Linked DNA regions of Homo sapiens: all the other regions are linked to region 1. A link is a loop called in an ENCODE intact Hi-C map of the cell type or tissue named here. Cell type or tissue: gastrocnemius medialis. All regions are shown on one strand. Links, peaks and the distances in the headings refer to the core of each region. The heading gives the core; the rest is flanking DNA. Region 1 holds the start of IDH3G (isocitrate dehydrogenase (NAD(+)) 3 non-catalytic subunit gamma). Region 2 holds the start of HCFC1-AS1 (HCFC1 antisense RNA 1). Region 3 holds the start of BCAP31 (B cell receptor associated protein 31). Region 4 holds the start of SLC6A8 (solute carrier family 6 member 8). Region 5 holds the start of ARHGAP4 (Rho GTPase activating protein 4).

Evidence for each region. Hi-C counts contacts between places; a loop is a spot of excess contacts. Peaks named below come from ENCODE experiments on the same cell type or tissue, not always from the same donor. Only the 100,000 strongest peaks of a DNase experiment are listed, where the experiment ranks them.
Region 2: it touches region 1 in a loop (2.8-fold over the local background); 8 of 110 quality-filtered maps call a loop at or near these places.
Region 3: a loop joins it to region 1, with 14 times the contacts of the local background. A loop is called at or near these places in 16 of 110 quality-filtered maps.
Region 4: it touches region 1 in a loop (2.8-fold over the local background); 2 of 110 quality-filtered maps call a loop at or near these places.
Region 5: a loop joins it to region 1, with 9 times the contacts of the local background. A loop is called at or near these places in 33 of 110 quality-filtered maps.

What each region holds. Positions count from the first base shown.
Region 1 is chrX:153,791,828-153,797,821 of GRCh38, reverse strand. IDH3G (isocitrate dehydrogenase (NAD(+)) 3 non-catalytic subunit gamma) reads left to right here and starts at 3,447. Exons shown (of 13, transcript NM_004135.4): 1 at 3,447-3,576. The coding sequence starts at 3,496. SSR4 (signal sequence receptor subunit 4) reads right to left here and starts at 3,154. Exons shown (of 6, transcript NM_006280.3): 1 at 3,068-3,154; 2 at 1,270-1,388; 3 at 290-364; 4 at 8-97. The coding sequence starts at 3,134. RefSeq lists enhancers at 3,198-3,457, 3,357-4,084 and a silencer at 3,748-3,897. In gastrocnemius medialis, for the core only: no CTCF peak of the experiment used is centred there; DNase peaks (open chromatin) are centred at 3,331 and 3,691; H3K4me3 peaks cover 2,648 bases; H3K27ac peaks cover 3,055 bases.
Region 2 is chrX:153,964,438-153,969,437 of GRCh38, reverse strand. HCFC1 (host cell factor C1) reads left to right here. Exons shown (of 26, transcript NM_005334.3): 2 at 4,712-4,860. HCFC1-AS1 (HCFC1 antisense RNA 1) reads right to left here and starts at 673. Exons shown (of 3, transcript NR_046608.3): 1 at 368-673; 2 at 67-239. RefSeq lists a silencer at 36-214 and enhancers at 2,440-3,099, 3,100-3,758. In gastrocnemius medialis, for the core only: no CTCF peak of the experiment used is centred there; DNase peaks (open chromatin) are centred at 545 and 2,957; H3K4me3 peaks cover 1,789 bases; H3K27ac peaks cover 4,600 bases.
Region 3 is chrX:153,721,803-153,727,796 of GRCh38, reverse strand. It overlaps BCAP31 (B cell receptor associated protein 31), which reads left to right and starts at 3,410. Exons shown (of 8, transcript NM_001256447.2): 1 at 3,410-3,463; 2 at 4,509-4,644. The coding sequence starts at 4,553. ABCD1 (ATP binding cassette subfamily D member 1) reads right to left here and starts at 2,941. Exons shown (of 10, transcript NM_000033.4): 1 at 1,631-2,941. The coding sequence starts at 2,530. RefSeq lists enhancers at 314-483, 504-663, 934-1,223, 1,500-2,321 and silencers at 2,782-3,741, 3,952-4,131. In gastrocnemius medialis, for the core only: no CTCF peak of the experiment used is centred there; DNase peaks (open chromatin) are centred at 764, 3,026 and 3,356; H3K4me3 peaks cover 3,794 bases; H3K27ac peaks cover 4,512 bases.
Region 4 is chrX:153,683,379-153,689,372 of GRCh38, reverse strand. SLC6A8 (solute carrier family 6 member 8) reads right to left here and starts at 1,447. Exons shown (of 13, transcript NM_005629.4): 1 at 537-1,447. The coding sequence starts at 798. It also overlaps a transcript of PNCK not described here. In gastrocnemius medialis, for the core only: a CTCF peak has its summit at 2,132 (motif pointing left); DNase peaks (open chromatin) are centred at 2, 1,492, 2,092, 3,472 and 1 weaker place; H3K4me3 peaks cover 1,067 bases; H3K27ac peaks cover 1,316 bases.
Region 5 is chrX:153,925,123-153,931,116 of GRCh38, reverse strand. It overlaps ARHGAP4 (Rho GTPase activating protein 4), which reads left to right and starts at 4,853. Exons shown (of 22, transcript NM_001666.5): 1 at 4,853-4,981. The coding sequence starts at 4,915. It overlaps NAA10 (N-alpha-acetyltransferase 10, NatA catalytic subunit), which reads left to right. Exons shown (of 8, transcript NM_003491.4): 7 at 270-354; 8 at 894-1,892. The coding sequence ends at 1,130. RefSeq lists silencers at 2,539-3,098, 4,509-5,098. In gastrocnemius medialis, for the core only: a CTCF peak has its summit at 3,107 (motif pointing right); DNase peaks (open chromatin) are centred at 2,066, 2,676, 3,776 and 4,226; H3K4me3 peaks cover 1,765 bases; H3K27ac peaks cover 3,337 bases.

The sequences.
Region 1 (5,994 bases), core at 506-5,505:
TCCTCACCTTCCTGAGGAGGCTGTAGGACTCCTCGTCGAAGAATCTAACCTCATAGGTGCCTGCGTGGGCGCTCTTGTGGTCCAGGCTCCAGGACACCTGGGTTGGGTGTTGAGCAGAGTGTGGGCAGAGTGGACACGGAGGGGCCACCCTGACCACCAGTGCCGACACTGCAGCACTCCGGCAGCCAGAGCCCACGGCCCCTGGCCCTGGTTGACCGGCCACCCCTGGGGCTTCAGGTCACACCCGGGAGCAGGGAGCCCCCTAGCAAGGGAACCATTGGCCCCTCACCTGATAACGCCCCACATCCTGGCCTCGAGTGACAGGGAATTGTTTTCCACCGACGTCAGCATAGAGAGCCATGTTCTGGGTGAGGGAACAAAGGCAGGGTCACCTTCTGCCCCCTCTGGGTGTGGGCAGAGGAGCCCTGTGCGCTGCTCACACGGCCTGCAGGTGGGCAGGCTAGGCCCAGTTGGGGGCTGCAGTGTCCCTGGCAGGAGGTACCAAGTAACACTCACCAATCCCGTGACTGGCCCTCTGCATTGGTCTTCCCTACGGGGGCACAAGGCCAGATCCCCATGGCCGGGCCTAACTGGACGCATAGGAACCCTGTTGACTGTGAGCAGGGGCGGGATGATCAAAAGGGCTGAGTGATTTCCTGAGTCTACAAGGGAGGTGCTGGGGTCAGGGGTGCCCAGTGGGCTGCCCAAGGGGTGCTTTACCCTAAGAGGGCCATACCCAAAAAAGGCCCCATTTCCTTCTTTGGACTTATGGGAACTTAGCTGGGCATGGTGGCGAGCACCTGTCATCCCAGCTACTTAGGAGACTGAGAGGAGAATCGCTTGAACCCGGGAGGTGGAGGCTGCAGTGAGCCAAGATCGTGCCAATGCACTCCAGCTGAGGCAACAGAGTGAGACCCTATCTCAAAAAAACAAACAAAAAACAAAAACAAAAACAAAACACCCACACAGACAAACTGGCCAATGGCAACCGGGGTGGGCTGACTCCTGGCCCTTTCTCCCGGTCCAGATACTCATTCAGGAAACAGCGGGTGGTGAGCCCAGGGTTACCTCGTGTAGGCACAGCACACAAAGCAGGTGAGGAAGGTGACCTGTCAACACTGGCTAGGATCTGGCATCACCGTGCCCTGATCTCTCCGGCACCCCAAGAGTTGGAATCTTGATTCTCCCTCTATCGACACAGGTCCCCCATCAACTAGCAGTGAGGAGCACCCCCCACCCGCCCTCCTGTCTGAAACCCCACTGTCTCACCTGGACCCTGTTCTTGCATGTCAGGGAGATCTCCACAATGAAGACGGTCTCAGTGGAAATGACAGCGTCAGAAGTGGTGTAGTAGGAAGGGGTGATCTGGGGCTCCAGGCAGGCCTCGGCTGCGGGGAAGAGGGAGAGATGCCTGGGTAAGGCCAGCTCGAGTATCCCGGTCTGAGGGCAGGATGGCCCGGCCCTGCCTCATAGCACGGATCAGCTGGGGACCCATGCGCTCTTCCTGCCCCTTCCAGGTGGGATATGCGAGACAGATCCAAGTGCTCGGTCACAAATGCAATGGCAACGTAGGCGGGATGGCTGTGAAGGAAGGCTGGGGAGGGGCAAGGCCGGCTTTCTGGAGGTGTGCAGGAAGAGCGAACTGGGGACAGGTGGGGGCTGGATTCACTGGACAATACATGCCAACACTTGGACCTATGACACGGAGGCCCGGGGGCCACGCCAGCCTCAATTCAGAGCCACAAACGGCCTGGACGAGTTACTGAAGGCATCCTCAGCAGAGACATCGGGGGTGGGGGCTGCAGGCAGGCAATGCACTGGGGCTTTCAAGATGAGAGAAAGGGTCTCTGCCCCCGGCCAGTTGACAGAAGGTGAAGACTGGCCCCAGCGTTTCCTGAAGAAGTAAACGGGAGAGACTCTGGTTCCAGAAGCACAACTTGTTAGCTGTGAGAGAAAGGACCTTGCCTTAGCCTTCTCCATAACCAGAGGCCCAAAGGAAAGGAAGGCTGCCGCCTACATCAGAGGGTGTGAAACAAAGGCTCCCCAAAGTGGGAATGTTCTCAGCCACCCGCTGTCCAAATGTGGTGCCCTGGCAGAACGATGGCTTCAGCAGAGGACGTCAGAGAAGGCTCTGGGTCTGGACCACAGGAGGCAGATCCCTAGGAACAGCGTGGAGGCAGTTCTCAGGGGCTAGATCCCGCCAGCCCTTCTGTGTCCTGCCTAAGTTGGGCCTGCTTCCTGTGGCGCAGGGGAGCCCCCGAAGGGTTTTATGGCCAGGCTTGTCCTCTGGATACGTCCCTGACTATAGTTCAGGGAATTCCTGAGGGGCAGATGAGGAGTGTGCGGAAAGGGAGGCCAGTTAGGCTGCCAAAACGTTGCAGGCAGCAAGGCTACTGGCCTGAAGGACGGCAGAAAAGGGAATGTGGAGAAAGCCGCCCCTGTCCAGTCCTGGCCCCCGGGCCCGGGGCTGGCTGCTGCAGCCACCTCCTAAACACACTCTGGAGTTCAGACCTCAGCCCCTCACGAATGCAAATCGACGGGACCCCTGGTCGGCTCTGCCGAAAACTCTGGTAAGGGTAAGGCAGGGCCCTCCGGAAAAGCCAGTCTTCGGCCTGGCACTCAAGGCCCTGCGCACCTTTGGCTCCCCATCTAACTCGCCCCGCTCTTGCTCCCTCTCCTCACTGAGGTCCCTTCCTAGCTTATGTGGCTCCTCCAGCCCCGTTTTTGGCCGCGATCGCTCAGCGCTACAGAGCTTCGCTCCGGTCCGACCCCGCAGGGAGCGGGAGCCGGGACATGTGTCACGTTCCGTGCTGCAGCTTGGGGGCCGGGCGCACCATGGAGGCTCGGGGACTCCTCTTCGTATGGGCAGACAAGGAAAAGCCTGGCTGCCGGTAAACGTGCGCGAGGTGCTTTGGTCCCCCCGTCCCAAGGCCGCCTGCCTCTCGGGGGAAGGCCCGGCCCGCAGCGACGGACCCTGAAAGGCCGGACCCCCGCATCCCTCCTGCCCCCAACACCACCTGCCGTGGGTCAGAGGCTCGCAAGAAAGAAGCCCCGGCTGGGCCGCTACCTGAGCAGCGGGAGAGGCTGGACAGCAGGAGCAGCGCCAGGGCGCCGAGAGATGCCATCGCCGCCATCGCCTCTTCTCTGCCTAGAGGAAAAGAAAACGAGCTCCCATGAACACGAGGGGCAAACGAGGAAGAGCGACGCGTAAGTGGCAGCGGCAGCCAATCGCGCACCGAACGGCTGGGCCGGCATTGTGACGTCTCTGGCAGCACTGACGTGGCCCCTCCCTGAGCCAGGGGCCCAGCTGGTCGCGGTCCCCCCCTCAACATGGCGGCAGCGGTGCTCTAGGCGCCGGAAGGGGGCGTGAATCGGTGCGACCGCGCGCGTGCGCAGTACCGGGTCCGCGCCTGTCCCCGAAACTTCGCACCCCGTCGAACTCTCGCGAGAGCGGTATCTGCGTGTCGGGACGTGCGGAGGCTCTCACTTTCCGTCATGGCGCTGAAGGTAGCGACCGTCGCCGGCAGCGCCGCGAAGGCGGTGCTCGGGCCAGCCCTTCTCTGCCGTCCCTGGGAGGTGAGCAGGGAAAGAGCCACGGGACCGCGGCAGCGGTCGCAGGGGAGCGGTGGGGTAGCCGCACCCGAAGCAGTCTGGAGTCCGATTGGCTAGGGGCCCCACCAGGGGCGGGGAAAGGGCTTCGCGCCGGGGTTGATTGGCCGCCTCCGCTGTCACTGAGGGGATTGGCCGAAGTTGGCCCTGGACCGGCTCCCCCAGGGGGTCTGCATCGGGTGGCGGGGGGCCCTCCGGACGGGCCGGGAGAGTGGGCCACGGCGGCTGTCACCTCCTTAGTGTCCTTGAAGGAGCCCTTCTGAGGCAGTCACTCACGTATCCCGGCCCGCCTTTCTCAAACCGCTTCGGGAATCCGGTTCCGGGACTCAAATTTCTCCACGGTTTCCTCTCTCGTGGACCGCTTTGCCACCTATCCCGGTGGCAAAGAACCGGACTTTGCCAGTCATCCCCCATAGTCCCCCAGTCTTAGAGCCCCAGATGCCTTCCCCTCGAGGCGCCTGGAATGGGAAGGAGCTAGGGTTTCTGAGGCTGCGGGGGTTTTGCTTCTGCTCTTCTCCGTGTGCGGTCTTGCGTATTCAGGTCCGAGTCTTCTTTCCTTACACTTATTTAAGAAGAGGTTAATTTAGGTCCTAGGTGGGCTGGAAACCATCTGAAGCAGCTGCCAGCCAGCACCTGGCCCTGATGGGTAAGAGGTTTGACCTCTAGGCCATGCTCCCACACTGAGCCACTGCGTGGCCTTAGGCCATTTCCTCCTCTCTCTGGGTTCTAGTTTCCCCTTTGGAACCCAGAGGGGAGGAGACTTCATGTTCTCAAAGGATCCTGTCAACTCTGACCTTCCAGAACTCCGTGACTTTGCGGCCACTCCCCAGGGACATCTCTACTTGCCATGTTTTCTCCTTCTGACCTCTGGGGGAGACTGCTTGTGCCTAATGAAATTCTCTTGACGATGCTGACTTCTCCCACCTTGCTGCTGAAAGGACGGCAGTATATAGTGGCTTTCCAGAGGCTCTGATGGCTCCAGCAACTGGGCTCCTGTAGGCTCTTGGTGAAGACATGTGTGCCTCCTCCCTGACCTCCCCTGTGTGTGTGCCTGTGTGTGCGTTGGGGTGGGAGTAGGGGACAGTGAACGGTGGGTAGCTGGGCAGTGCCTTGCCCTGAGACTGACCGTCCTGGGTGTGAGAACCCTTACAGAGGAACCCCAGGTCTTGAATCCCACTGATTTGGACGCCATAGGAAAACATGCAGCCACCATTGACACATGGTCCAACAGAAATATGCCAAAGACAGAAGCCTCAGCAGGCATAAGATGTGGGGTGTGGATGTTCTTTCTTTCCATGGAACCATGAAAGGGTGATGGGAGAGCGGGAGGCGTGTACATATTGCATCCTGCCTCACACTTGGCTCCTTTGATTGGTGGCTTCACAGGGAAGTCAGGGCACAAGGCAGAGCCTTTGCGACCTCCTGAAGGAAGGTGCCTGCATCTGTACAGTAAGGTCAGGGAAGTCCATCTGGAGCGCTCTCTGGGTCTTTTGCCAAAGCCCAAAGGAACACCTGGCACAGGGACCGGGTGGCAGAGAGGTTCAGCTCAGCCCTGGTGGTGATGTTGCCATCTGTGAGGGAGGTCCATGCTCTCAGGAGATTGGCTTGCTGCCACAGCTGAAGCCCAGGAGGAACTACTGCTGGGAGCTGCAGGGGTCCACCCGTGACCTCCCAGGGACACCAGCCTTGAACTCTGACCTGAGGGGCCAGTGGGGTGAAGGGGCAGGCGTGCTGTGTGGCACTAGCTACTGTGAGCAGCTCACACACCTCCTGTCCCCTAATCTTTCCAACAGTCACGGAAAGTAGGTACCTCCGTTCTGTGAATTTCAGATGAGGCCATGAAGCCATCTCAAGAAGAGTGGATGGTGGATTTGGACCGAGGCCTCCCTAGTCTCCAGATCTTTTTTCATTTTCTGATGTGCTTGTTCACTCAGGAAATGTTCCTTATGTGCCAGCTCTGGGCCAGGTACTGTGCTGGGTCCTAGGGTGACAGTATTGGACCACACTGACTTGGCCCCTCCTCTCGGGCTCAGGGGTTGAGGAGGGAGCAATGCAGTGATAACCTAGGGAAGGGGGTAAGTAGGGCCTTAGGGTCCCAGCTCAGTAGCCTTAGGGCATCAGGGAAAGCTCCCTGGAGGAAGGTCCATCGAAGCCGCTTTCTGCGTGCTTACAAGAGCCCCCAAATAAGATGATTTCAGATGTTGATAAGCGCTAGAGAGAAGACAGAAAAGTCCCGACCCGTTGATAAGCGCTAGAGAGAAGACAGAAAAGTCCCGACCGTGCCTGTGCTTGCAGATCCAGGTGCCACACAGATCAGCTGAGCTATCCTCGGGGCTCTGGTCCTTGTGGGCACCCTCTCCTAGCCCCTGGCTTGGACTGATGAGT
Region 2 (5,000 bases), core at 1-5,000, 170 kb before region 1:
AGGCGGCTGGGGGAGGGCCTTGGGATGCCCTAGTCCTGAGTGGCAGGCACGGCTCCCAGCACTAACCCCTTGCTCCGCGGCCGTTCTCTCCTGGGGGCTCTAGCGATCCCCTGGCCTCGGTGGTGGCCCTGCAGACAAACCCTCGCTGAGTGGGCTTTGTGTCCTGAGCGGTGAGAGGCTGCTGTTCTTTGGCTGAGCTCCAGTGCCTCGATGCTCTGGGGGTGGGAAGCTGGAGCTGCCTGGAGGGAGAAAGTTGGTTTAGGGAGTTGGGAAGGCTGGAGCTGGGCTCTTGGGTGCCGCTTCCTTCCCCACCCCCCAAGGCAGAAAGTGCTGGTTTCTCCACATCTCGGAGATTATCGCCACCTACCACGTTGACTTTGAAAGGCTGGTGGGTTGTCTGTGACCGTTTTTCGTTCCAGGTCTCTCAGCACCTGTTGCCTCCAGGGAGCAGGGCCTTTCTCAGCAGCCCCCGGGCGGGGGCGCTTGGTGGTTGGTGGTGCCCCGCGCCAGCCCAGGCAGCTGCAGTAGCAGGAATTAGCTCAGTAAGCTAAGGCTTCTCCAGTGGTGGGGCTGTTTATAGAGGCACCGTCACCATGAGCAGCACCTTCTCCACTCTGTGGACCGACTTTCTTCTCATAAGGCCTGGAGCAGGCTCCCTGGCAGGGAAATGCAATTTTAGAAAGTAGGGCAGGGGCCTAATTACAGTCGGCTCCAGAGTCCACCACCACTGCTGCCTTGGCTTCCTGGGGCCTCTGCATATTCATTAGTTTATTAAAATGAATTGACCACTTTGGCATGAATTCATTACCAGTCTGCAAAGACAGGTTGTGCATTAGAGGGGTAGCCTGCCTTCCAAAGGGCTGCTTAAAATGAAGCTCTGGGATCCTCCAGGGTAGCAGTTTGGAAACTGTCATCGGCAATTCCTCAGACGAGAGAGCAGCTGGCAGACCTGAAGCCCTCTTCCTCACCGGGGTTTCTGCCCCCTCCCGCCAGCCCGGCCTCGTCACCTTTGTCTTGTCTTCTTTTGTTGTGTTTGGGATGAGATCAGGGCATATTCTCACGCCTGTGCCCCTTGCAGTTCTGCGGGATCAGTCCTCAAAAAGCCTTGTACCTTTGGAGAGAGCTGATCTGGAAGGGGTTCCCGTTGCTAGGATAAGAAAGCTTCAGGGGGTGTGTGCTTTGAGAGCTCTTAGGGTAGCTACTGTGCTTGTCCTTAGGGAATTTTAGTTCCATGTGGCAAGCCAAAGGATTCAGAGTGCTGCCAGGTGTGGGGGGTGGGGGAGCGAGAGCTTTGGCTACGGTGGCTCTGTAATGTCCATAGGTTCTTGGAGCTGGAGGGAGCCTTGGAAAATACCTAGTGGAACTACTTCCTTGTTTCTGCAGATGAGGAAATTGGGGTCCAAGAGGGGAAGTGACAGGTCCAGGGTCGCCCTCCCAGCTGGTGGCGGAGTTGGGCGGGAGTGCAAACCTTCATAGAGGCCGTTCTGCCACCTGTCTTTGGGGCCCATCACCTTTGAAATGCCTCCATTCTCTCCTCTGTCCCTGTATCTAATTGTTCATTGCGTTGGGCAGGCATCAAATGTGTCCCCTTCCACACCAAGCCCTCCTCTCCTCTTACTAGACTCTTGCAGTCACTTCCTGATTGGCCCTGCTAGTTTCATTTGTCGGGAAATCCTGTTCACCCTTCAAGGCCCGGCTGAAACGTCACCTCTTCTGAGAAGCCCTTTCCACTCCTGTCCTCCCCTCTCCAGCAGTCGCACTGCTCTGTGCTCCCAAGGGCCCGGCTTGGTCAGAGCTCTTCTAGGGTGTTTGTCTCATCGTGGGAGGGGGGCATGCAGCCTTCCTACCCCATTGGGAGTATGAGCACAAGATCGGTGTCCTCTGTGCCTCCCAGCACGTCGTATGCCACACAGGAAATGCTCTAATGTGACAGGTAGAACAGAGAGGAAGGCAGCTCGTTGAACTTGACCGGCCACCTCACTGCATGGGCACCAGTCTCTAGGTGGTGATGGGACAGTGGCAACCAGGGATGGAGCTTGCAGAGCATGAAGTGGTTGGGGGAGCTGATGAAACACAGAGAGGCCGGGGCACAGCCTTGCTCAGGAGAGGGGAGCTGGAGTGGTCTTCATCTAGTGCAGGGTCCTTTCCCCACCTTCCCCTCCCAGCTGAGAGCCAGCATTTCCAGGATGAGGGGCCCAAGGATTGGGTTACATGACACCCCCCAGATGATTCAGGGGTGACTGAGAGCAGCTGTCACATTGAAAAGCTGGGAGAAGGGAGGAGAGCTTGCTCGTGTGCTTTCAGGGGGCGGAACCAGGACTCGTGGGTGAGATGAGGAGCCGCAGGTTTGTCGTCACACCAGGAGCTGTGCTCCCTGACAGACCTCTCTTGACGGGGGTGGGGAGGGCCCCTGCCCTGCCTGGAGTGTTCTAGAATGAGATCAGCACCTCTTGGGTCCTGTAGAAGGATCTGGTGAGCGGGATCCCCAAAGATATCACAGGGCGCTTCTGGCCTGGCCCACCGGCTCACTGATCAGCGTGTGATAGGAAAGCTGCCCACTGACCCCACGTGCCATTTAGCTTTGTCCCAAACTCTGACCCGCAGCCCCATAGCTGTGGGCTTTGACCACGAGGGTGCTCAGGGGAGTGAGGGTGGCTGCCTGGACATGGGACCCTAGGGAAGGCACAGATCGGTTGCTTCAAGTCAGTGATGGGGCTGTTGTCTCTGTCTCTGTTTTACGCTGTGACCTCAGGTGTCGCTTGCCCTCCTGGGCTCTGCCCCTTTACCTACCGAGAGCAGTTGGCCCAGGCAGCCTTAGGTCTCGTTATGCGTTTACCCTGGTAGCTTGCATGGAGCTCCCTCCAGGGATTGGTCAGGACGGCTCTCCAGTGCGCAAGGCTGTTGGCCTTGGCAGCTCTTGCTTTTCTGGGGTGGTTTTTGCACTGGGAATGAGAAAGAGGCAGAGGGCCAGGATCCGAGCTTGCACATGCGGGCGGCACAGGTGTTGTCCCTCTGCTTTAGGGAAATGGCAGGGGAGCTCTAGTGCTCGGCATGTCCGAGGCCCAGTGACTCAGCTGAATGGCTGCAGAGGCTGTCAGCCTGCTCGAAGCCTACCCGCAGAGTGGGTGCTGGAGAGCGGGGTGGGGGTGCTCTCGCCTCAGGAGGAGCGGTGGTGGTACAGTTGTGCTGTGTGGGGTTTTCTGTTTTTTTTGTTTGTTTGTTTGTTTTGAGGTTAGGTCTTGCTCTGTTGCCCAGGCCGGGATGCAGTGGTGCGGTCTCAGCTCACTGCAGCCTCAAACTCTGAGGGTCAGGCAGTCCTCCCGCCTCAGCCTCCTGAGTAGCTAGGACCACAAGTGTATGCCACCACACTGAGCCAGTGTTTTAAAATTATTTGTAGAGACGGGGTCTCCCTGTGCTACCCAGGCTGGGAGTTGTGCTTTGGATAAGGGCTAGCCTTGCACACGGTTCCGCATTGAGCCCTGGGGGTGACAGTGTGAGACTGGGTGGGACCAGAGTGCAGTGGGGCATGCATTCCCAACCATGGTCAGCCGCCTGGCCCTGGGTGCACACCTGAATATGGAAAAAAAACACTGTTTTTCCTCTTCTATGGTCTCACAACACTTTTGGCCACCAAACTGAATAGTCTGTATTATATCACAATATCACAGCATCCCTGTGTGGAAGCCTTCCCACCCCACAGGAATCCCCCCATGCCCTGTCACGTCCTGGGGGACCCATCTTGCGTCTTGAGTCATGTGGAGGGGCCTCAGTTCCTTCTGCCGTCTGCTTGCTGAGATCTCACCCAGGCCAGCTCAGAGGCACAGAGTCGGGGTTGCACCTGGCCCCCAGTTTGGGGTTTCTGGAAAGAGTGTGGTGAATCCTCTGAGGGACCCCTCATAGGAGGAGGTTTTCGGGGAAGCCCTGGCCTGCCAGGTGTGAGGGGAGTCAAGTTTGAGGACATGAGGGAGGGGCCTGGTCCCAGCTGAAGGCTGCTGTGCCATCCTGTGGAAGCAAAGCAGTGCCTAAGGTCTGATTTCCCTCTTTCTTGGTGGTCGCCTCACCCTCATGAGCTTTTGAGAAGCTTCTGTCACAGCTCTGCTGAGACTGCTGCCTCTGGCTTGCAAGAATGTTCTGGAGTACCATAGGTGTGGCAGCAGGGGCAGGGAGGGATGCTGGTGGACCATCACCTAGGAGACCAGAGGAAGTCCGGGAGGTCAGAGCAGAGGCCGGGTCTCATCCCCATGGCTCTTCGTAGCCTGCAGCGGTCACTGTTTTGGCCACTTGAAAGTGCTGCTCTGGGCTCTGGCTGTCCTGACCCTGTGATGAAGGGACAAAAATGTGGGCTCCAGGGAGGAGGAGCACAGGCCCACCAAGAGGGTATTTTGGGGAGAAATTCATGTCTGATCACTGAGTGCTAGGGAAGGAAGGCAGTGGCTAGATTCCCAGTAGCTGATGAGGGATCTTGCACAGTAACTTCCCGCTCATTAAGATGACCTTGGCGAGAAGCAGGGTGGTCACAGGCTCTTTTGCACTGGCCTGAAGTCGAGGGGTTTGGAAGATGGCCCAGGTAGCGCAGCTGGAGTTGCTAGAGCGCCCGCAGGGATGGTGCTGGCTCAGCCCCTCTCACCAAGCTTGACGGCTGGCACATTTGGGGAATGAGAGGAATGGGGGCTCCCGGGTGTTCTGACTTCTGCCTCCTTCTGTTCCCCAGCAACCAACCAGTGGTTCATCCCAGCCGTGAGGGGGGACATTCCCCCTGGGTGTGCAGCCTATGGCTTCGTGTGTGACGGGACTCGCCTCCTGGTGTTTGGTGGGATGGTGGAGTATGGGAAATACAGCAATGACCTCTACGAACTCCAGGTAAAGCAGCCCCAGGTTCTCACTCTGCCTCCTTGGCCCCATGTGACCTGACGGTAGTGGCTTCAGGGTTGAGGCAAGCGGGAGGTGGAAGGGACGCTTGAGAGTCTGCCAAGGCTGCTCTGAACTTGGCCCACCTCAGA
Region 3 (5,994 bases), core at 520-5,519, 70 kb after region 1:
AGAATACTCTGCTATGTGCCCTCCAGCCAGTCAGCTGCTTCTGCCCTGATCTGAGCCTAGGCCAGTGTCCACGGGGACATCAGCCAGTGGGACTGCCATGGGCCACATGCTACCCGAGGGTCCTCTCACCCCACACAGCTTTCCAGCCGAGGCCTATGCAGACAGGCCGTGAATGCACACCGGGCCCTCCTGCCCTGGCCAACAAACCCTCTTGGCCAACGTGCTACTTCCTGAAGCTAGCCCTTCAAAGAACCAGTAATCTCTCTACTTCCTGAAGCTAGCCCGGACGAAGGCCTTCAAAGAACCAGTGATCTCTCTTCTGCCCCCGCCACCCAGGTCGGCCTGCACAGCTGAGCTCCCTGCAAGCCCGATCTCCCATTCCTGAAGCAAGCACCCTGGCAATCCAGACTCGTGCTGGGAGCTGGCAGGGGTGCCAGCCAAGGCTGACAATGTAGCTGCGGGGAATGTGCCAAGCGCCTCGCCCAAGGCTGCAGCTGCTTGCCAAGGCCCTGCAGCCCAGCATGCGGGAGAAGAGGAGAGGGAAGCCAGGGTGGTGGCTGAAGTCCAGGGGCCTTTTCTCTGAATCTGCAGTCTGGCCCACACCCGGGATGCCCCTCTCCGTGGAATTCGGGGACAAGCCTGCTTCTCTGCTGGTGCACAGCCAGTGAGACAAGGTCCCAGGGCAAGAGGCCACCTGACCCAGGGAGCACACACAGGCCTTCGGGGGATGGATGCCATTGTGCCCCTCCTCCCAAGAAGCACTGGGGAACCGAAACTGAGTCGCAGAGAGCAGGGCCCAAGGCAGCTGCAACCCCAGGCACGAGGAAGGGGAGGGGCTGAGGCGAGATAAAGGGAGCATTGACCTGGAGTAACCTTTCCCAGCGCCTGTCTGGCCCGCCGGCCCCGGCCCACCAGGGAGCCAGGAGACAGACAGGGTTGGAAGGACAGCCACGCCAGGAGCAGGAAGTGTGTCCCGCCGCAGTGGCGGCCTGGGCCCGGCATCTCTGGTCTGGGGGCCCGGGAAGGCAGCTGAGCCAGTTGGTAGCCAGGCAGGCCTGTGGGCTCAGGCGGGGGTGGCCTTGACCCCAAGTCCCACTGCTGTGCTGGGCGCTGCTCATTAACCTCCGCTTGGGCTGAGTCATGCCCATAATGCCGGCCTGCCTGGCCAGCCAGCTCTGCTGGACGCCGGCCTTCAAAGGGCCCAAGGGCCCAGGAGGGGCTAGGCAGCAGGCTGCGTCCCTCGGTCCCCGCTCATGAATGGCAGGCGTCTCCTCCTGGCTGGCTGCAGGAGTGGGGCGGGCAGGAGCTCTCGAGGCTCAAACCGCTAGGATCGCAGCTCTAAGGCCAGGACAACCTCCTTGAGGAGGAGAGGAAGCAGAAGTGGCCTCGAGCGTGCAGGCAACCAGCACAGGACAGTCCCCACCCAGCCTTCCTGCCTCTCCACTGCCGCGCCTGAGTCCACGGCTGCCCAAAGGCCCTGCCCACCCCAGCCCGGCTCTCCCATGGCCTGCCCACACCTTTGGCATCAGCCCCGGCCCGCCCCAGACTGTCCCCACCGCTCACGGCTGCCTGCCCCCGGGCCTCCCTGCCACACGCTTCCCTCCGTGCCCGGCACCCCAACCTGCCCCACCTCATGGCCCCCATAGAAGGCGATCTCCTCCGAGTTGGCCACCACACGCGAGTGCATGTAGCGCAGCTCCCCCTTCCGCCGCGCCTCCTCTGCCACCAGCTCCCCGAACTTGGGCGAGAAGGCCCGCAGCACGTTGGCCGTGAGGAACACCACGAGGCCGGCGATGGCCGAGGGCCAGGCTGTGCCGGCTCCACGGGAGCGGGCCGCCCGAAGCAGGGTGTAGGAAGTCACAGCCACGTCCAGGAGTGGCTTGGTCAGGTTGGAGTAGAGGTGGGCCACAGAGGCCGCAAAGGCCACCACGTCCTCCGTCAGAGACTGGTCAGGGTTGCGAAGCCGCCCGTCCATGTTGCTGACCCGGTAGTAGGTCTGCTGGGAGAAGTAGAGGCGGTAGGCGTGGGCCACCAGACGGCTGCGGAACGACAGGGCCAGTTGGCCCTCCAGGTAACGGATGGCACTGTTGACGAAGGTAGCAGGGAGGGCGATGAGGAGCCACTGCAGCAGCTGCCAGCCAAAAGCCCGCGGGTCCTTGCGGACGATGCAGCGGGCCAGCCTTCCGTCCAGGCGGGCCACATACACCGACAGGAAGGTGCGGCTCACCAAGGCGGCCGAGTGCAGGGCCAGCAGCCCCGTCTCCCGGCACAGGACCCGGGGGAACAGCAGCCGCAGGAGCCACAGGAGCCGCTGCAGGAATACCCGGTTCATGCCAGCTTTGGCCGCCGCGACCCCGGAGGCCTCCTGCGTGGGCTCCCCGGCGGGCGCCTGAAGACCCCTGGCCGGGGCCAGGCACTGGCGCACCAAGGGGTAGACTTTGTGGGCTCCATAGGCCGCGAGGGCCAGGAGCACGGCCGTGCGCTTCAGCGTGTTCCCCCGCCAGGGCCGGGGCCTGGAGAGCACCGGCATGTCACCTGGGCTGGCTGCCGCGTAGGGACTGGGGCTGGTGCCTGGGGCAGCAGTTGAGGCAGGTGGCTGGAAGGATTGTTGCTCTGACCCTGGGCCTGTTGTCTAGGCAACTGGAAACCTTGCGATGGCCCCTGAGACTGTCGCTTTAGGCCCCCGGGGTGGTGCTGGGGCCCCTGGTGCGGTGGGCTCAGGGCCCTCCAGGGTCGCGGCCTCTTCGGGCAGCCCAAGTGGAGGAACTTGGCTCTCCTGTCCTGTCAGTGCCCTGGCCCCTGAGGTCAGGGCCTTGAGAGGTCTCGGGCAGAGGGGGCGTCTCTTCCTCTCCACCTTCTCCTCCTCCTCCTCCCCCGGTGGCGCCCCTCCCCGGGGCACCAGGCGCGTCCGTCCGCTCCGCAGCCTGGCTGAAGCGACAGTGACTCCTCCACCGGCCCAGAATCCCCACCCACTCTTCCCCAGGGGCGAGTCGGGGGAAGGGGAGGAGGCGGAGGAGGGGCGAGGGGCGGAGTCCGGGCGCGGGAGCCCCACCCTGTTCTCGCCCCTCGGCGGGGCCCGCCCACACCCCCACCTCCCGTTCTCGCCCCTCGGCGGGGCCCCTCCCGCACCACAGAGACGTGGGACGGCCGCGCGGACTAGAGAAGCGGCCCTCGCCGGCCCGACAAAGCCCCGCCCCGCCCCGCCCGCGTGCTCGCTCCACCCCGCCCTGCTCGCCCGGAGCCCGAGGCGCCTCTTCCTCTCCCGCTCGGAGCGCCGGCCCTCCGCTCCGGGGCGGGGTGGGAAGCGGAGGTGGGCGGAGCCTCCGGGGCCTCGCGAGGGCTGGTGGGCGGTGCCCGGCGGGCGCTTCCGGTTTCCGGCCGCGGTATGAGGGGCGGGGCCGGGGCTGCTGTGGGAGAGTTCTGTTGCTGCGGCGGGGCCTGCACGTTGACTGTGGGAAACTCGGTGAGCGGGCTCCGCGCGCCGGGCTGGGCTCCGGGACCGCGGAGGCTCCCCGGCCCATCGACGAGGGAGAGAGGCGAGCGGCGCGGGGAGGCCCGGGGGCCGGGGAATCTCGGGGCCCGCAGCCTACCTGCGTGTGAGAGGCAGGGGCGAGGGGAAACCGGGCGGCGCCTCTAGAAGCTGGTCTCGGGGGCGGGGCGGGGGGCGGTGAAGCCCCACCTGGAGGAGCGGCCGGGATGGGCCTCCGGGACGGTGTGCCAGGCCGGGGCCAAGTCGGAGGCCCCTCGCTCTGGGTGGGCGCTGGGGCCCGCGAGGGCTACTGTAAGGACCCCTGGCTTCTGAGGATACTGCGTCTAGAACTTTCTCCGTATGGGGCCTTGAGGTGCTTGGTCGAGACCTGCCTTTGCGCTTGGTCCCGAATCCTGCCCTCTAGGAGTCGCTCTTGCGGGCCTCCAGCCCACCGGAGGCGAAGCGGCCCCGGGCGGAAGGCCGCTGGATCCTCGAGGGAGGTGCCGGTTTCTCTCCGCGGGCGCCGTGGGGACGGTGGGAGGCGGGGGCGTCGGCAGCGCTTGGACTAGGTGCGGCCTTGGGCCTGCCTGGTAGCGGGGATTTGGGCCCGCAGAGCGCCCGCCTCTGCGGCTGAGTTCTGCCTGGCGGGGAAGGGAGCGCCCGATGGGTGCCGAGGCGTCCTCCTCTTGGTGCCCTGGCACTGCTCTTCCCGAAGAACGCCTTTCAGTTAAACGGGCGTCGGAAATCTCGGGCTTCCTGGGGCAGGGATCGTCGGGAGAGGCCGCTCTGGACGTGTTGACACACGTGCTGGAGGGGGCAGGTAATTGACCAGCGAACGGAAGTTTGTGGGGCCTGTGAACGCTGCTGGCCAAGAGGCCCTGCCGAGTGGAGCCCTGCTTCCGCCAGCGCATCAGAGACTTTGAAGCAAAGTGCAGGGGGTCAGGGTGGAGAGTGGCGGCCCCAGCCTCGCAGGGTAACTGAACTGGATGTTCTTGGCTGCCCAGCGCTTACAAGTCCCGTACCTTTTGTGCCCTGCCAGGAAACAAGCTCACATCTTCCTGTGGGAAACCTTCTAGCAACAGGATGAGTCTGCAGTGGACTGCAGTTGCCACCTTCCTCTATGCGGAGGTCTTTGTTGTGTTGCTTCTCTGCATTCCCTTCATTTCTCCTAAAAGGTATGGCCTATGGAGCAAGCAGGCGAGTTAGGCAGGAGGGTGCCTGTGCCCTAGCCCTGGGACTGGTGTGTGCAGCTGGTGGACCCTGGAATTGGGACCCGATGGAACAGGTAGAACCTGTCTGGGGTGGGGGTGGCAGGGGTTGTGTTTGTTATTGCCAACCCTTCCCAGGGTTCTGCTTCGTCATGACTTGCTCAGTTCCTTTTCCTGTGTCCCCTGCCTTCTGGTCTTCAGAATGCCCCCGAGAGGCAGGAAGATCTATGTTACAGTTCTGGAAATGATGCCCTCCCACCCACTCTTGGTCCACGGGGTGCTGGGATGGTAGCGTGGGATTCGGAAGACTTGCACCACTGGGTCACGTTGTTGCTGATTTGGTGACTCTTGTCCTCCTAACTAGTCTCACTGGTATTGCGCAGTGGCTGCATGAACATTACTCAGCCTGTGGAGGATGAAGCCATATTCCCTTTTAATGAACAGAGGACCTGTTAAAAGTGAATTGGAGATTAATTTTAATTATGTATAATACCTGAACACATCCCTATTTAAATTACGATATTACAAATAAGGCCAAATCTCCACAGGTATTTTTAAAAGCCGTTTTTTCGTGAAAAATTATCTTTGATGTGATACCATAGAAAGTATGCAGTGCTGTCTGAGGAGGATTCTTGTAGAAAACCACACCTTCGTACAGTTGACAAGACGTGCAGAGATAGAGGGCCCCGGGGAGCTTTAATCTGGGAAGCTTTAGAGGACAGACAATCTGATTTCTACACAAAGGAAACTGGAAAAGCAAATGAAAGAGGGAGAGGGAAGGGGGAGCTTCCAGAATAAGCTGGATTTAAGACGTTTATCTACCGAATGCCAAATCGGTACCTTGTTGGGTCCGGATTCAAACAAATATCATTGCCTTCAGTGATTGGCATATTCAACTCTAGCCCTGATGATGAGGGCTTCTTGTTGATTTGAACAATATGTAAACACTTCTGAAGTCTCTTCTTAGAGCTGCATCCCAAAGCATTTGTGGATGGAAATGATGTGAGGTCTGGGGTCCATCTCATCATAACAGGGTCGGGGGATATAGACAAACCAAGGTTTATCATGTGGAAAGACAGTTTAAAGAAATAACGTGTATGGGGCAAACATTTGAATATTACAAAGGGGAGTACAATGAAAAGTAAGTTTCCCTTTTCAGAGACTACCAGTATGTTTTCTTTTTGTTGTTGTGGTTTTTTTGTTTGTTTTTGTTTTTATTTTGAGACAGAGTCTTGCTCTGTCACCCAGGCTGGAGTGCAGTGGTGTGGTGCTCGGCTGACAGCAGCCTCCACCTCCCGGGTTCAAGCAATTCTCCTG
Region 4 (5,994 bases), core at 1-5,000, 110 kb after region 1:
CGGGCCAGGCCGCAGGCTTCCCAAGCCTGGCTCGGGCACCCAGTGTTCCAGGCCCGGGCCAGAGGGGAGGGGCGGGAGGGCCGCGAGGGGAGGGGAGGGCAGGGGGAGGGACAGAGTGGCCCATTGTGTGTGTGTGTGTTCGTGTGTGTGCACACGTGGGGGGCCCACACAATGTGCCGCTTGTGTGCCCGACCCGTGGGGGCAGCCAGGGCTCCTTACCTCGCGGAGACCCCAAGGCGCAGGCCTGCTTTCCCACCTCGGCGGCCAATCGCTCCTCCCAGCCCGGGAGTCTGGGGGGCAGCCTCGCGGGCATCGCCGGCCCCCTCCCCCCACCATGCCAGGCACATGACTGCGAGGGGGGTGGAGGCGCCCGGCCCGGCCACCGAGCGGCAGCGGCGGACGAGGGGCGGCCCCGACCCCCGCGTGCCCGGGGGCCACCCGTTGCCCGGACTTCACCCCTCCGCGGCGGCTCCGGGGGTCGGGCGGGGGCCGGCGGCCTGCTGGGGGAGGAGGCCGCGGCGGGCGGGGGAACTCACCTCCGCCGTTCTTGTAGCACAGGTAGGGGAAGCGCCACACGTTGCCCAAGCCCACGGCGAAGCCCACGCACGACATGATGAAGTCCATCTGGCGCGTCCAGGTCTCGCGCGGCGGCACGGCCAGGCGGCCGCCGGGTGTCCCCAGGCCCACGGGGCCGTCGCCCTTGGCCGGGGCCCCGTCGGGCCCGGGCGCGATGAGGGGGCCCTTCTTCTCGTCGCCGGACACGCTATAGATGCCGTTCTCGGCGCTCTTCTTCGCCATGGCCTCGGCGGGCCGCACGGCCGGGCCGGGGTCGCGGCGCCTCACGGGGGGCGGCGGTCAGGCGGGGGGCACCGGCGGCACCGGGGAGGGCCCCGAGGGCGCGGGCCGGCCGGGGGCCGGGGGGCGGCCGGGCCGGGGGACGGGGCGGCGGGCGGGCGGCGGGGTGCGGGGCGCGGGCGGCGCAGTCAGAAGCAGTCCACGAAGCACTTGAAAGTGAGCCTGAAGAATCTCATGTGTGTCGGGGGCCCGGGGGCGCGCGGGCGGCGGCGGGGCCCGGCCGGGCGGCGGCGGCGGCGGCGGCGGCTCCCGAGGCTCCTGCCCGCGGCTCGGGCGGCGGCGGCTGCGGCGGCTCCTCGCCCGACCCGAGGCTCAGCCTAGCGGGGCGCGGGCGACATCGGCGCCCGCGGTCTGCAAGCGGCGGCCGGAGCAGGGGCCTGTGGCCCGCGCCCCCCGCCCCGGCCGGGGCCCGCGGAGGCTGCCCGGCTGGCCCGCGACTCCGGTGGCGGTGGTGGCGGCGGCGGCGGTGGCGGCGGCGGCGGCGGCTCGGGCGCGCCTCGCCCTCTCCTTCCCGGCGGCGGCGGCTGCAGCCGCTCTCGGGGCCGCGGCGGGCTCAGCGACTCGCCACCTCGCTCCGACTATCCCTCTCTTCCCCGTCCCCGGCCGGCCGCCGCTTAAAAACCGACTCCGGGGTGATGTCACTATCGCCCCACCCCCACGGCCGGCCGGCCCCCCTCCCCCTCCCCCTCCCGCATCCCTCCCTCCCGCCCTCCTCGTCACACTCCGCCCACCTCCTCCCTGCCCTCCTCCCGGGGAGGAGACGCCGCTCCAGCGGGAGGCAGGATGGTTGCTACCTGGGGCGGCCGCCAGCTCCTCCCGCAGGGCTCCGGGCCGCCCCTCGCCCCAGGGTCGCCGGCTCCTAGTGCAGCCCAGGCTTCCCGGCCGGCCCCTCCCAGCCCTGGGAAGACGTCCCCCGGGCCCCCTCAGCCCTCCGCCTCCCCTTCTCTCCCTTTCTCCCCGCTCCTGGCAGGCTGCAGCCGTCTCCTCCCGGTGCTCCCTCCTTCCTTGAGCTCTCTCCACCGCTGCCCACTGGGGGCTACAGCTTCCCGGCTACCCTGGAAGCTGGAGGCCGGGACCAGCTCTTCAGGTGACAGGCCTCTGTGTCTCCACAGTGGGCAGAGGGGAGCCTGCCTGGCTGATGAGCAAGCCTCGACTTTGTCATCAAGGCAGAGAAGGGGCCCGGGTAAATGACCCCGGCGGCCCCCACCCCTGCCTGGCGTGAGAGTGGGTAGGGGCTTCGGACTTGAGGGGACTGGAGCGGGAACAAGGCAAGGCTGCCCCCTGGTGCCTGGCAGGTGCACAGACCCTTCCCCAAAGGCCTCAGGCCTGAGGTCCTGGCTGCCCGCCCCCCACCCACCCCGTGTTCCTCTCCCCAGGACCCCCCAGGCCTCCCTAGCAAGAGCCAGCTTGTTGGGCTGCCTCTCCGCCGCCAGCTGAGCAGCTTGTTTAGAATTTTCTAGGGCTAAGAGTAGCCTGGGGGTGGGGTGGGGAAGGAAGTGGTCATTGTCCTGGCCTGGGAGGTAAAGTGTGCCCCCCTCAGCTTCAAGCTCCCTGATCTGATCGTGGACACTGCAGTCCCCAGATGGCTCATCCCGTTAAGCTAAGCCCGCGGCCATCCGTCCAGCTTTAGGAAGAAAAGCAGTTCCGGCCCAAGCCAGATTGAGCTTGCTGGGTGAGGGAGGGACAGTGTCCCCACCCAGGCTTGGAGGAGGAGCCTCAAGGGGTGTGTGTGGTTGGGGGAGACAGGCGGTGTCACCTGTGCTTAGACCAGGGGTGGTGGGTGGGTACCCCTGAGGTGGCAAGGTCACACTGCTCATCAGAAGTTTCTCACTAGGGTCTTCTCTGGCCCAGCCTTTGACTGAAGCTGGTCTGGAGACAGGGGCATTAGAGAAGTGACTCATAGATGGCCTAAAGAAGCGGGGCCACTCAAGGACCCAGGACAGAGGGAAGAGGGCCAACCCAGCTGGACCACAGGCAAACCCCATTGCCTTTGAGAGAAAGAAGAGGACCCGGTGAAGTAGGCTCGGAGGGCCTCAGCCCAGCAGGAGTGCGGGGTGGGCGCGTGATGTCATCGAAGGGAGGACGGTGACCTGGGGGAGGGCCGCTTTGAGGGAGAGTGCAGGCCACGGCCAGACAGCTCTGGGAGCCGCGGGCAGGGGAGACTTTCAGATGTTGCTTGTCAAAGGGGTGGGGGTGGAAGGGAGAGAAAGCAGAGGCTCGAGAAGGATGTAGGAGAGCTGATGGCACTTTGGGGAAGTGACCACTGCTGCGGTTACTCCTCCGGTGGGTTCCGAGGCCAGGGACAGGATCATGAGGGAGTCGCCACCCCTGACTGCTGCTGCCTTTGTGAGATCAGAGGAGGCCGAGGCAGAGGGCGAGGTGGCCAGGCTGGAGGGTACTGGAGACAGAAGTGAAGGGTGGGGGGCTGTCCAGAATGGCTGCCACTGCTCCATGGACCCTCGGAGTGGGAGCCCCCACATCTGAGGGGAGGTCCAGTGGGCCCCCATACCTGACTCCCACGACCTCCTGGAACTGGGCTCTTCTCCAGGCAGCCACCCCTTCCCACACCCACCTTCTTCCCCGCCCTTTGCCAGCCCAGCCTGGGGTGCACCCACTACCAGCCCCTGGGCCAGGCCCTGCCTCCCGCCCCCAGCTGGTCTGGACCCCATAGTGACTGTGAACTCCTCCTCACGGCCTGGGCCAGACCCCAAACTGCATTCTCTGAGCAGCCAGAGGGACCCTCCTGAAGCACAAATCTGACCAGCCCCTCCTTTATCTCATCCCTTCTTTGGGCTTTTCTGTGCCCTGGAGGTAGAACTAAATTTTTCTCCAAGACTACGAGATGGAGTGTGATGGGGCTGTGCCCTCCCAGCCTCGGGGCGTTCCCCCTGAGTTTTCCCTCCACGCGGGGCCCACAGCCTGGGCTTCCCTTTCTCTGCTGACCTCCAGGACTCTGTCCCAGGAGGCTCCTGAGGGAGGTTCAGGAACCCTCCCCACGTCGGCCACCCTGGGAGCCGCCCCTGCCCAGCCAGGGCGAGCTGGGCCTCTTTGAGCAGTGCATGAAGTTCAGGCTGGTAAGGCTGGAGTTCCCGGCGGGGAGCTCCGGCCGGAGCTCTGGTCTCTGTCACAGGCTCTGACCCGGGCGGCCAGTGACAGGGTCTTCTGAGGCTGCTCCCACGAGCTGCTGAGCAGTTGGGGGAACAAAGGCAAAGCGATTTCCATCCCTGGCTGGGTCCTCTCCCACGTCCGAAGGCTTCAAAGCGTTCTCGGGCTTTGTCAAGGCGCGTCAGGCTCGGCCCGGGGGCAGCAGCTGCTGGGGAGGGGCAGGGTGGGCTCTCCAGGCCCCCAGCTGAGGGCCGGGTAGCTGTCCCCCGCCAGCCCTTTCCAAGCCTCCGCCTGTCTTGCCAGGCCCTTGTGTTCTACTCACTGAAGGGGGGTTCCGAGCATGTGCAGGAGGGGGTGGGGGTGCCCTGCGACCTGTGCCCAGCCCAGAGCTCCTATGGTGGCTTCTGGGTGAGAAGCAAACTGTTCTCTGGGGCAGAGGCGACCGGGGAGGGGCGGGGGGAGAGCTGCACCCTCCCCTTACCGTGTCCCAGGGAGTGGGCAGCCTTTCAGGCCCCAGCTGGGGCTGGGGGGTTGGAGTAGGAGCTGAGGAGGAGGGAGAGGGGAGGAGAAGGGGAGCTGGGGGGAGGGCAGGGGAGGGGGGCTAGCCGGAATGCTCCTGTTTGTTGGGGGAGGCCTGAGAATTGGAGCCAGCGCCCACTCAAGCCTAGGGCAGCTGCGGACCGGGGAGGGGCTGGGTGAGGGGCCACCGGGCCCTGGGGTGACTGGTTATCCTGGGAGGATGGGCAGCTGGAGACAGGATGGGGGCGCCTCCTCTTCTGAAGGCGAGCCGGGCACAATGAGCTTTGGAATTAGAATAAGCTGGGAACAAAGGGGGAGCCAGAGTCCACCTGGAAGGGCTTTGTACTTCCAGCTCCTGGGGAGGGGGCCGACGTGCGGCTGCAGCCAAGCGGAGAACAGAAAGAATGGGGCTGGGGGCGAGGGCCTGCAGCAGGGCAGGGATGGGGGGCAGCAGAACCCCCCACCCGCGCCCTTCCCACCAGCTGTGCTCGTTTACACAGACCCGCAGAAAGGAGGCTTTGCTTTGTTTTTTACATTTTATGTAAACTTTTATTAGGCTGGTTTTATTTGTTTTATAGATTGAGAGGGTACAAGCGCGGTTCTGTTACATGCATATATTCCGTGCAGACCCATCACCCTAAAGCTGCCTTGCAAAAACTGTAACAGTAACAAAATTCTGCCAGTGAGAGAGCTGATCTAACCAACCCTGTCTGCATTTACCCTCCAAACTGTTTTTGGTCTTTCCTGGGCATGGGCCAAGCTAACTTTGGGAGAAATTTCGTTTATAGTTTAAATGATAACAGACCTTCCCAAGATGAAACCGCCTTTGTAAAAGTAATGAAAGGCCATCAGGTGAGGAGGATGAGAGGGGCCTGAATTCTGCTAACATGGAAGCATTCATGATGACCAGCCATTGTTCAGAGCTCAAGAGATTTGTAACTTCTCCAATTACTCCTGTAGATAATGTCACTATTGTAGAACCTAAGGTTGGCTTTTTGAGACGTCTTTGCAGGTTTTTGCATTTCTCACTACCAGATGGCTCCACCCGGACCACATAGACCTATGACTCAAGGTCCTGTGGCCCTACCTAAAAGCAGACTCAGCTCAGCACACAAGAATCATCCCCCACCCAACCAGTCAGCAGCACCCATTCCCTAGCCCCCTGTCCGCCAAACTATCTTTAAAAAATCCTAGCTTTCGGGCTGGGTGCGGTGGCTCACACCTGTAATCCTAGCACTTTGGGAGGCCCAGGCGGGTGGGTCACTTGAGGTCAGGAGTTCAAGAGCAGCCTGGCCAACATGGTGAAACCCCTGTCTCTACTAAAAATACAAAAGTTAGCCGGAAATCGCTTGAACCCGGGAGGTGGAGGTTGCAGTGAGCCAAGATTGTGCCACTGCACTCCAGCCTGGGCAACAGAGTGAGACTCTGTCTCAAAAAAAAAACCTAGCCTTCAGGGCTGGGCACGGTGGCTCATGCCTGTAATCTCAACACTTTGGGAGGCCAACATGGGTGGAT
Region 5 (5,994 bases), core at 403-5,402, 130 kb before region 1:
GCTTCAGCTCACAAGAAACCGCAGAAATGGATCCTTAGTATCCAGGCTAAGGACACAGAACGGGGGCAGGACGGGTGGGGCGGGCCGCTGTGTCCTGGAGCCTTTGCTGGAGAGAACAGAGGGCAGGTCACACTGGACTTGTTGTCTCAGGATGGAGCCTTCAGGGAGAAAACATGGCACCTTGCTCCAGTAGCCACGATACCAGGAGTGGAGGAGGGTGTCCCCGGGATACAGGTCTTCCTCCTTGCTCTCTAACCCTCTGCCCCCAGGATCAGTGAAGTGGAGCCCAAATACTATGCAGATGGGGAGGACGCCTATGCCATGAAGCGGGACCTCACTCAGATGGCCGACGAGGTAAGCGCCTGCATGAAGCCAAGCAAGGCGAGCGGGGGCGGCACTCAGGAGCCCCAAGACAGTGGCTGCAGGCGAGACCGACTTTGGATGCCAGCTCTTGTGGCTACGTTGCCAGGAGTCACGACCTCAGTTTCCTAGGCTGGGCTTTAGAGGAGGCCATCTGCCTAGCAGCCTGGAGGGTGATGGGAGAGGCAGAGGGAGGAGGCTTTTAGAAGGGAAGTGGGGAGGTCTAGGGACCAGTGGGTGGCCTGCCTGCTCAAAGGTAGTTCTGAGTCAGGGTTCTGCCCAAGGCTCATCGGGTGGCAGGGCTGGTCAAGGGGCAGCGCTCTGTCGTGGGGGCCTCCATGGTAGTCGGTAAGCCCAGGTAGCGGTGGACTGGGGCTCCAGCCAGGTGTCCCCACTCAGTCCCGCGTGTCCTGCCTAGCCCTGCTGCCTCACTATGCCCCTCTCCTCAGCCAGCGACAGGGCCAGGCTCCCTTTGTCTGGAAACTTAGGCCCTGTCTCTTTGCCCCCGCTTCTCCCTGGGTTCCTGGTGGCAGCTGAGGCGGCACCTGGAGCTGAAAGAGAAGGGCAGGCACGTGGTGCTGGGTGCCATCGAGAACAAGGTGGAGAGCAAAGGCAATTCACCTCCGAGCTCAGGAGAGGCCTGTCGCGAGGAGAAGGGCCTGGCTGCCGAGGATAGTGGTGGGGACAGCAAGGACCTCAGCGAGGTCAGCGAGACCACAGAGAGCACAGATGTCAAGGACAGCTCAGAGGCCTCCGACTCAGCCTCCTAGAGCCTGCCCCATCCCCTCCTCACCCCACGAGCTTTCACAATAAATTCGCTCCGTGGCACTGGGGAACTTTGTGTGTGAGCGCGCGCACATTTAGAGGGTGTGTTTCTCCAGGTCCTCTGGTGGGGATGTGAGCCTTGGCCTTTTGACCCAGAGCATCCTGCCAGGCCCGAGTACAAGGAAAGAGCTTTGGAGGTGGGACTCCCTAGTCTCATGACCTTCAGCAGCTGTGGCCCCGGGGAAGGAGGCCCTGGACTTATGGGAGAGACCCTGCCTTGGAGGTCTGCTTGGCCACGCTGAATGTGTTTTGTGGCACAAGCCGGGGCTGCTCAGGCTCAAAGCTCAACAGCAGGGCTCCCACTCTTGGTGGCCTTCAGTTCTCTTCCCACCTTCACCTTCAGACTTTCTCTCCCTAATCACACCTGCTTCGGGCTACAGCAGCTCCCCAGCATACCCGTGGGCTCCAGATGTGGACATCCAACTGCTCATTGGGCTTATCTACAAATGTCCTGTCTGAGTAATGACCCAGCCAGATGCCCCATCAACAGTCCTTGAGTCCTCCCTCCCCTGCCACCCTAATGGTCAGTGAGTCCATGATACCTCTTGAGTCTACTCCCTAACCTGAGTTTGCATTTGAAAATAATTTATTTTTAGTACAATTCCCCGCGTTTCCCCATTGACATTTTGTATTAGTTGGTGTATTTGTTATTGTTGATGCGCCAATACTGATAAGTTATTGTAAACTACAGCCCATGGTTTACAGTAGGTTTCCTGTCTGTGTTGTACAGTTTCTATGGGGTTACACAAATGCATAAAGCCATGTATTCCCTCATTAACAATTTCATGCAAAATACAAAACTGGGCGGCTGTTGGGTGCGGTGGCTCATGCCTGTAATCACAGCACTTTGGGAGGCCAAGGTGGGCGGGATCACTTGAGCTCAGGAGTTGGAGACCAGCCTGGGCAGCATGGCGAAACCCCATCTTTACTAAAAATAGAAAACTTACCCGGGTGTGGTGGTGCATGCCTGTAATCCCAGCTACTCGGGAGGCTGAAGCAGGAGGATCGCTTGAGCCCGGGAGGTGGAGGTTGCTGTGGGCCCTGATCATGCCACCACACTCCAGGGACAGAGACCCGTCTCAAAAAAAAAAAATATATATATACATATATATATACATATACACATATATATCAAAATCCTGTTTTTCATGGAGTCACCCTAACCGTAACGCTCGTTTCTGTGTCTTTCCTCCTTTCCCTTCCCTCCCCTCCGGCTGCAAAGCCATCATTTACTGTCCCTAGTCCCTGGGCGGGCCCTGTATTCCTGAGCCCTCTCTGTGTCCTGCTACTGCAGGTGGCACACTGCTCCTCCGCCGGGTTGAAAACTCGCCACACAGGCCTGGAGCTCGGTTCTCTTTGGCTGGCGCCTCGCACGTGACCAGCAGGCAGCCGGCAGCTGTGGAAGCGGAGCCCAGAGCGCGGCAGGGCGGGGCCGGGGCCGGAAAGGCGCGTCTGCGCACGCCCACAGCTCTCCGCTTCCCGGCTCGGGCGAGGCTGTGTTGATTGGCTTAAGACGTGGGCTTCCCTTTGTATGGGCCGGAGGCGGAGTCCTGTCCCGCCCCGCGCCTGGCGGCAGTGTCTTCCGGTTCGCAAGCCCGCGGCGAGGTTCGTTCCCAGGCTCTGATTGGTCCGGCGGCACTGGGCTCGCGCGCAGGGTGCGGGGGAAGGGCGGGCTTGCGCACTGCGTCGGCCGCGCCCCGGCACCGGTGGAAGGGAGGTGTCCCAGGCTCCCACGGCGCCCGCGGCGCCCTCCTTCCGCCCCGGCCAGGCCCATGGGACCCGGCCCGCCCTCTGCCGTCCGTCCCCGGCGGGCCCGATGCCTGTCGGCCGCTGAGCCTCCGTCCCCATGCGGGCAGGTCCGCGCCTTCTGCGGGCTGCCTGGCTTTTGGATGCTTTGAAGGGGAACAATGGAGCGAAGGATAGACGGAGCAGCAGGGGGCAGTTGCGTTCAGGGCCTTAAATGCCAAACAAGTGCCCTAAAAGCCAGGGCCCAACACTCAGGCCCTAAAGTACGGGCTGAATGGGGCATCCTAGGAATAGCTCTGGAGTGAAAAAAGGAGTGAAGAGAGCGTTTGAAGGCACCGGCTGAGGCCTTTCCTGCCTGCCTGAGCCCTGTGGCTGGCTCTGCTGGGTGGAGGGACCTTTGGGGACCAGTCAGGGCTCGGATGGAGGGGCAAGATGTGTTGGGGCCAGCTAGTGAGAGGCGGGGCTCCCTGGTTCCCCTTGGCCTGAGGCAGCGGTGGGACGTGTGAGTCTCCCGACCAGGAGCAGGTTGGAGTGTGGGTGCGGCTGTACGCGCTGTGGGCAGGGGCGCAGGCTCTCTAGTCTCGCTGGAGGACTCGAACATCGGTACTTCCGAGACCAGCTGCTGGAAGTCCAGGTCCTGGGTCTGGCTAGCTCCCAGGCCTTGAAGCCCCAGGTCCTGCAGACACACACGACGACGTGTTCGAGAAGGGCCTTGGTACTGGGAGAAGGGGGCGGGGAGCTGAGGGAGTGTTTTTTTCCTTCTGGGCAAGAGAATTAATTGCTCACAGTTGAAAGGCAGGAAGTACCCGCACAGCCTCCCCTCCCCAGATCTGCAGGTCAAGGTCATGTGTGCCCGCATTTGCACAGAGCCTGACTCTGACATCCGTGCACACACACGCCTAGTACCCCTGCACTAGTGCCCCCACGCCCGCCTTCGGAACACACGCCTGGTGCCCAAGTGCCTTGCCTCTCTCCCCACATCTATACCCCAGGGATTTCCCTCCCACCAAATTGAAGCCAGTTGTCTGCTTGGCTTGTCAACCGCCTCCCGCCTCCCGCCTTCCCGATTTCCCGGAGAAAAGCTGCTGCCCTGTGGTAGAGGGTGGAGGAAAGCCCCACCACCCCTGGATGAGGGGGGCCCCAAGACTTGCCCCCAGGGTAGCTAAGACCTCACTCCGAGGGGGCTGCCCCCCTCAGGCCTATGACGGGCAGGTGCAGCTGCAGGGGAAGGGAGGCAGAGCAGTCTCTTCCGGCAGCAGGAAGTGGTAACCGCCTATGGGGAAATTGTGGGGCTGAGCAGAAGGGGAACCGGAGCTGAACTCTCCTCCCCTACCAAGGGGGCCTGGAGGGAACGGCAGCCAGCTGCTGAGGTTCTGCTCTCTGGTGCTGACCTTCCTTCCCCCTCCCCTCTGAACTTCCCACCCCAGCTCTCAAGGCTCCCTGGGGCTCCCTGGGCCTCTCTGGGGGCTGACTTGGGAAGGGAGGACCCCATCGGATGTCTGGGGGAAGGAGGCAACCCAGGGGGAGTCCAGAGCCTGGGGCAGCAATGGTGTTCATGGCCACTGGTACAGTGGGCCAGCGGCCCCGCTGTGAATGGTACAGTCTGGCAGTGGTGACCAGGGACAGCCTTCTGGAGGTGGTGGGATGGCAGCCTGGGATGCCAGCTTACGTTGGGGCTCTCACACCTGCTCCGGCTGCTTGGCAGCGGGGCTTTGGGCACAAGGCAGCCTAGGTGCAGGCCCAATGGGAGGGGACGGCAAGGCCGGGGCACAGTGGGGCTGGAAGGGGCGCCCTGCCCCCCCAGGAGCCCCTCGCGGGCAGTGCCAGCCCTGGGCCGCCCCGCCCCACCGGGAGCCGCGCTGGGGGCGGGGCTGGGCGGAGCCCGCGCAGGGTGCTGGCCGCAGCGCCCCCAAGTCCCGGCGCCGGGCCCGCTCACGGCCGCGTGGGAGCAGTGGGGTTCGACGGCGCGGCCGCGAGGCCGCCATGGCCGCTCACGGGAAGCTGCGGCGGGAGCGGGGGCTGCAGGCTGAGTATGAGACGCAAGTCAAAGGTGAGAGGGCGCCGGGCGCTCCCGGCCCGTTTCCTGCGGAGAACCCAAGGTCGTGAGGGAGCTCCAAGCGTCCCCGCGCTGGCCCAGGGCCCGATGCTCTCCCCAGCGACCTCTGGAGCGGGGGTGGAGGAGGGAGCCTGAGCCCCTTGCCTGCCTCCCGACGCCCATTTGGCCTCAACCGCCTGCCATTTTCCCTTCCTTCTTTCCTGTCTTCCTTCCTTTGGTCTCTGTCCTCCTTGGGTCTACCGCTTCTCACCCAAGGTTCAGTGGAGACACTGGTGGCCGCTGGTAAAAGAGAGCCAGATGCACCAACGTGCCCCTCAGAAGGCAGTATTTTAGCTACAGTGAAGTCAACCAGCTTGATTGGGCTGGGGGGTGAGTAAGGGAGTCCGGGTGAGTGGATTGGTGGAGATCACCTGGCCGTAACCCCACTGCAGTCCCTGGAGCTTCAGCACCTTTTGCCTCCCTTTAGCACTGAGGGGGAGCAGAGGCGAGGGCCACTGTCTCTGGGTCAAGCTGGCGCAGTGAGTCTTGGTTGAGAGATTTAACAGGGCTGGCTTCTCAGCCTTCTGAAATTGAACCTCTGGGTTCTGATAAACACCCATGTGCAAATCACATGCAAATCAGCTTTGCAAATTCTTAGCCAATAGCTTGTGCCCATCTTATTCAGGGCATGGTAACTCTTGCAAAGGAAAGAGGCAGCAGCTCAGTGCCAGCAGCTCGTCCATATCACTCTCAATCACTCCATTTTACCAATTACGGAAACAAGCTCAGAGAGGTGCAGTGACTTGCCCGTGGTCATACAGCACTGCAACTTCTAGGACGTAGAATGCAATGACCCTTGAAGTGCCTTTGAACCCAGAGATGTAGGTTCTAACATCATTATTCAGTGCAAGCAATTTATACCAAAGTATGCTCCAGTCCTCCTTTGGAAAAGGCAGCCTGTGTCCAGAGCCAGCTTGAGGTGACTACACAGGGTGAGCCAGCTTTCCAAGCCTCGCCATCATCTTGCT